2 separate regions of the Mus musculus genome follow, and region 1 is linked to region 2. A link is a contact called in ENCODE Hi-C or POLR2A ChIA-PET data. All regions are on one chromosome and are shown on one strand. The core of a region is the stretch at or near the end of the contact, and the rest is flanking DNA. Distances in the headings are between cores, read along the strand shown. Region 1 overlaps Plekhg1 (pleckstrin homology domain containing, family G (with RhoGef domain) member 1). Region 2 overlaps Plekhg1 (pleckstrin homology domain containing, family G (with RhoGef domain) member 1).

Evidence for each region. Hi-C counts contacts between places; a loop is a spot of excess contacts on that map. ChIA-PET counts read pairs that join two places held with the same protein, here RNA polymerase II (POLR2A).
Region 1: POLR2A ChIA-PET joins it to region 2 with 64 read pairs in embryonic stem cell. The contact joins two enhancer-like sites. A Hi-C loop is called at or near these places in 2 of 37 maps with a recorded cell type or tissue (both heart). POLR2A ChIA-PET finds 5 or more read pairs at or near these places in 4 of 5 experiments (Patski and embryonic stem cell).

Annotation. Positions count from the first base shown.
Region 1 is chr10:3,939,831-3,942,858 of GRCm38, reverse strand. It overlaps Plekhg1 (pleckstrin homology domain containing, family G (with RhoGef domain) member 1), which reads right to left. Exons shown (of 17, transcript NM_001159942.1): 9 at 2,508-2,690; 10 at 2,326-2,421; 11 at 2,133-2,225. Among named protein-coding and RNA genes, the nearest start is that of Mthfd1l, 32 kb to the left of the region's middle. Within about 2 kb of position 1,301, at least 2 of the 3 ENCODE cell types and tissues checked have a DNase peak (open chromatin) inside an H3K27ac peak, as active enhancers do.
Region 2 is chr10:3,896,805-3,899,741 of GRCm38, reverse strand. All of the region lies in intron 3 of Plekhg1 (pleckstrin homology domain containing, family G (with RhoGef domain) member 1), which reads right to left. Among named protein-coding and RNA genes, the nearest start is that of Mthfd1l, 75 kb to the left of the region's middle. Within about 2 kb of position 1,499, at least 1 of the 3 ENCODE cell types and tissues checked has a DNase peak (open chromatin) inside an H3K27ac peak, as active enhancers do.

The DNA of each region.
Region 1 (3,028 bases), core at 52-2,551, 43 kb before region 2:
TCATCTCTAATAACTGTTTCCTCTACTCCACAGCAGCATGGTAAAGCCATCCCAGAACATGCACACACCAGCGTTGCCCTGCTTCTCAGGTAGGGTACCAGGGACCATCCTCAACTTCAGATTTCAGGTTTCCCACTGAACCAGCTGACTTCTGCAAGTCTCTTTCCCCTGTTCAGCCTGGAATCATAGTCACTGCAGCTACAGGCTCATGAGTGTGCAATGTTCTCTGTTCCCCAGCTCCACCTGTCCCCTCCCTGCAGAGGAACTCCTGTATGCCATGCTCCCTTAGGGCAGTTGTTAAGTGGTTTGTTATGACGCCATCAAACTGATTCACACAGCAGTCCCACAGCCCCAGTCAGGTCTTTGGCGTCTTCCAGATGGGACCTGAGTCACCTCCAGTGACAGGATCGTCTTCCTTTGCATCGAATCTGACTCTCTCCATTTTCAAGGACAAACCCTCTTCCTGTGTCGTCACTCACAGTAGTGTCTCTGATCCTTTATGATTTCCTAATTCTCCTCAGTTCCCCGCCAGACTCTTTCCAAGGCTCCTCTCTACCATCCCTGTGCTTACGGGCCCCATTCCTTCCACCTCCCTTGACAAACTGCTCTTCTGCATCCTGTTGCATCCTGCCTCTTAGTCTCCCCAGACAACTCAGAAACCTATATTGTGTTTTCCACCCAGATAGTGAGCTTTGCTTTGATGAGTTTTCTCTAAACTGCATCTTTTTGAACTTTGGGGGTGGGGCAGTCGGTACCAGTCTGTTCTCTAATTTCTTTCAACCCATTGCAAAAATCCCAGTTGTCGAACCCACACTCTGCATCTGTTTTGCCCTCTCAAGGTGGAGGTTCTTCTGTCCCCTCCTTCCTCACCAGCTGTCCCTTCCTGCTCTTTACTGGGTTTCTGCTGTTCTCTCTGGTCTTCCAGGTGCCCCTCCCCCAGCAGGTGACTTGCTGAGATTCCTAAGACTCCTCTTTTTTTCCCTAATAATTTTTTTAAAATTCACTTTACATCTCGATCGAAGCCCCTCCCCCTCCCCCTTGCTTCCCCACATTACAAGCCCCTTCCCCCATTACCCCTCCCAGTCTCCTCAGAGCAAGGGGCAACCTTGTTTCCTTTATACATTCTTGTGGGCCTTAGCCCTGTCAAGCCTTAGGGCCTCAGTCACTGCCTCTCCTAATCCTGGGCTGCCAGAACCTGAATTTCCACCTCCATTCACCGGCCAGATGCTCCTCCACTCCCATCTAACCAGTTAGGCCACCTCTGTGAGCCAGTCTGGCTAACTCCCAACCCAGAGGTCTTCCCGCAACTCAAGCACAATGTCAGAGGTGACTTCTGTTCCCTTTGCCTGGGTGACCTGCTTTGCATCTGCGCCTTGTGTTCTGCTCCCTAGACTACTTCCCCAGCCGCATTCCTGCCCCATTTCCTGGTCCTCCTGTCCCAACACCAGCTGTGTTTGGCAAACAGGGTGTCACTTGTGTTTTTGTGACTTTGTTGTCTCAGCCTAGTTCCGCCCTTCCCCCTCCCCAACTTCAGAAGGACATTCCTCACCCTTCAAGAAAGCAGGAGGTATTTTCCTTCCTGCCCTTACTGGCTAGACCTGAACACTTTGTCCTTTTGCCACCCCCCCACCCCACCCCCCCTCCCCGGGGCCACCTGGCTTTCAACGCTATTGTTTCCCCATGGCCGACAAACAGATCTGGGTTAGGCGGGCAGCTGGCTCTCTGCTGGTAAATTCCTTTCCCGCCAAACTGGGCTTGGTTTTCCACTGTTCCCACGGGACCCAACACAGGGGGATGGGGGTAGGGAATGGGGGGTGGCAGTGATTCCCAGTAGTTTAGTTTCTATTCTCTATAAGCTTCCTTATTTTATATATATGTGTGTATCTCCACCCCTAAATCTCTAGTGGGTGCCACTGACTCTCTTTTGTCTATATGTCAATATAACCTCTGAAATGCCTTATTGCAGACTTGGCCAGCCTCCTGACTCAGCCTCCTCAGTGCTGGGATTTCAGGCTCCATTGTGAAGCTAGGCCTTATTTCCTCGTCAGACCCCACACCGCCATGTGTCCCCCCCAAACCCCCGCCTGGGTCCTTTCTACATTATGGTGTGCTGGCTGACGTTTCTCTCTCACCTTAGCTGGGATCTTTGCTGCTGCTGCGTGGTTCTCCAGAATTAATCTCTTCAGGTGCAGAACCCAGAGACGTTTGTCTTGCTGGGATTTGGCCTGCAATGGGAGATTTAAATTGTCAGAAGTGAGGCAACAGAGATGGCGGCTGGGTCCAGCACACCTCTCCCCTTTGGGGACCTCGGAGTAGCCCTGTTACCTGAACTGTGTGCTGAAGCTTGGGGTTCTTGTAGTGGAAGACACTGAAGCTGAGCGGTTCTTTTGGTATGACCTCTACAAGCATGAGGTTGCCACACTGCAGCAGAGAGCACAGTGCATCAGGCACACATGGGACACAAAGAGCCACCCCCAGGCCTTGCATGCCACCCCGTGAAGACCCACCAGGATGTGAGCCTTGTATGTAAACGTGTCATCTCTCTTTTTTGTGATGAGCAGCAGCTGGTCCAGGAGAAAAAGAGTCCTCTCCTTTTTGGCCTTCTGGATGCGGAAGGTTCCTTCAAGCACCAGCTCCCCATAGCTGGTGAGGTCAGGCCCCTCCCAGTTGGTTAGCAAGCTCTGGATCTCCTGGATACAAAGTAAAAAATTCTCAGAAGGAAACACCAGGCAAGCTGCATTGCACACTCAGTGGCCTGTTGTTGGATCTCAAGGATGGGGGCTGGCATATCTGTGTTTATGGGGTGAGGCTATCCGTCGAGGATCACCCAAAAGGAACTGAATTTTTAGTTGCTGAATTGCCAGGGGGTTATTGTCATCCCTGAATGGTCCAGAGTCATAGCCACCAGCGGCAGTGGCTGCAGCTCGACCTTTCAAAGGCTTCACGAGGCAGTCAACATGGAGCGCCATCTTAGACGGGCTCCTCCTCTAACCTGTCTCAGCCTCTCCTTTTTGGATTATAAAACCTC
Region 2 (2,937 bases), core at 250-2,749:
ATTGGACACGCAAACTTTATATGCCCCAGTACAGGGGAACGCCAGGGCCAAAAAGTGGGAGTGGGTGGGTAGGGCAGTGGGGAGGGGGGAGGGTATGGGGGACTTTTGGGATAGCATTGGAAATGTAAATGAGAAAAATACCTAATTAAAAAATATATAAAAGAAAGATAGAAAACTAGAAAAAAATTAAAATTATTTAAAATTTTTATTTTTTAAAGATTTTTTAAAAAAGATTTATTTATTTATTATGTATAAGAGTACACTGTAGTTGTGAGCCTTTACGTGGTTCTTGGGAATTGAATTTAGGACCTCTGCTAGCTCTAGTCAGCCTTGCTCACTCTGGCCCAAAGATTTATTAATTATTATAAGTAAGTACACTGTAGCTGTCTTCAGACACACCAGAAAAGGGCATCATATCCCATTACAGGTGGTTGTGAGCCACCATGTGATTGCTGGGATTTGAACTCAGGACCTTTGGAAAAGCAGTCCTCTTACCCACTGAACCATCTCGCCAACCCATTGGTATTATTATTATTACTATTATTATTATTTTATGTGCATGAATACTTTGCCTGCATGTATGTCTGTGCACCATGAGCTTCCATGATTCCTCAGAAATCAAAAGAGGGTGTCTGACCTTCACTGGACCTGTGCTTATAGGCAGGTGTGAGTTTCCACACGAGTACCAGGAACAGAACCATACCTCTAACCACAGAACTAGCATACCTTTATTCTTTCCCATTTCATTATTTTACAAAAACAATAATGAGTAACAAACTATAAAATGGTATGCATGCACACACACGCACACACACACACACACACACACACACACACACACACACACGTGAAGCAGTTAAAGAAATCTTGGTCTAGATAATCATGCTGCAAAGACACAAAAGGATACTACAGCTCTACAGAGCTCACTGGGACAATTTCTACAAGGTGCTTGAAGGAGCTTAGCCAGTGGCTCCTCCATCCTCTCTCTTCTTTGAGATCATGTTTAAAATGTTAGAACCTGGTTAACATGGCACTAGAGACAAACCACAATGAAGAACAGGCAGTTATTTACATGAAATGTAGCTATGGTGCCTCCTTATGTTTAAATCCATCTTATCCTGCACTCTCTTTAGCTTGGAGATACAAAGGAAACTGGAAACGTCTTTCCTAATTGTCTTGCTTGTATTTCAAGCTCCTACACAGTGGACTTCTATAGTGTTTTTGTGTTCAGCCTCTTCTGTTAGCACTTTGTACCCTGGTCTTTGAATAGAGTGCCTATAGTTTCCCCTTTTCTTGATGGTGGTGGTGGTCTTTTATTTTGGAGAGAGCATCTCCTCCATTTCACAGAAGCCACCACCTGGTACTGTGTTAGGATGCCAGTGACACCAGAATGACCTACATTGATATATTGATTTACAGTGTAGAAGCACACTCCCTTCCACTCAGCTAGTCCTTCCTCCTGTTTTTTCCGAGGGCGTTAAGAGTAGGTGCCAAGTTCTATTTTACAAGCTAGTTGTTTACAAGCTGAATCACACAGGATCCCTTCCTGCAAGGAGCTGCCTCCTTGGCTAGCTGAAACGACAAGTATCAACAAACAGGTCCATGTACATTTCTGGCTAAAAGACCAATACATGATCAGGAGAGAAGGACCCACATATTCAGTACAGAAGGATCACAGGCAAAGGCAGAGGTGGTCCATTCCAGGAACGGATTGTAGCCCTTGGCAGGAGAGAAGATCTTTTTAAAGAGAGACACTTGTGCTACCCTACTGAAAAACAATGGACTCCAAAGGAAAACATTTGTACTGCAATTCCACACTGGGCATGGGGGAGAGGAGAAAGGCTTTGATATTAGCCAGAAGAGGAACTTGTCTCCCAAGAGGGCATCACCCAAAAGCTGGATCAATGACGGGCAGAGACAAACCTTGATCAGGATCATACACACACACACACACACACACACACACACACACACACACACACATGTATGTATGTATGTATGTATGTATGTATGTATGTGGATATATGTGAAGATACATATTTATGAGGATATATAGTGATGTATATTATATATATATATAAGCCATACCTCTAAAACTCCCTGCTGCAAAGCAACTTCCATCAGGCAGCAGTACAGAGGAGCCCTAACTTTTTCTTTTTTGTAACTTTTCCCTTTCCTTTCCCCCATTTCTTTTTCTTTTGGATGCTTGCCCGAAGTCTAAGCATGCTCTCCCAGACACTCTGGCCTTTCCCACCTGCCCTCTGAAGCTCCCACTGCTGCCCTCTCTCTGACACACACACATCTGGCTTCTGCCAGGCCCCTGCCTGTTGACTTCCATTGCACAGATTGCTGGCCTAACTCAAATGGCATGCCTCTCTTCCTCTTCTCTGTCTCCATTTCCCTGGCAGCTGTTGAGATTTACAGCTTGCCTGTTCTGTTTTTCTCCCAACCGCTAATAATATTGTCCTAGAGCTTCCTTCCAAGTCTATTTCTAAGTTCTTTTATTAACAAAACTATCCAGACTACAATCCAAAAGAGGCCACTCCTAATTCCCTAGCAACAGTAGTAGCAACCAGAGGATGCAATGAGATAAATACTCTAGCATTAGTACCAAAAAGGCAACCATAGGGAGTTTGGTTAGACCAGAGTAGCTACATATGGGAGCACGCTACCTGAACCTGAAAGCAGTGGAGGGAGGGACATTTAACAAGTGAGGAGGGGGAGGGGAGGGAGGGCGTCCGAGAGAGGTGTGCTTGGATCACCTGGTCTAGTAATTGCAGGCCTCCAGAGGAGGAAGCCTGGGATCCCCTCCCTTTTTCCACATTTTGTCACTGAGGAGGAATGAGCAGTTCTTCAGCTCCCTACAGGGCACTTTACTGTCCACTGGGCTAGCAGGTGGGTTGAAAGGCACTGAGTACACAGGACCCTTGGCTTCCT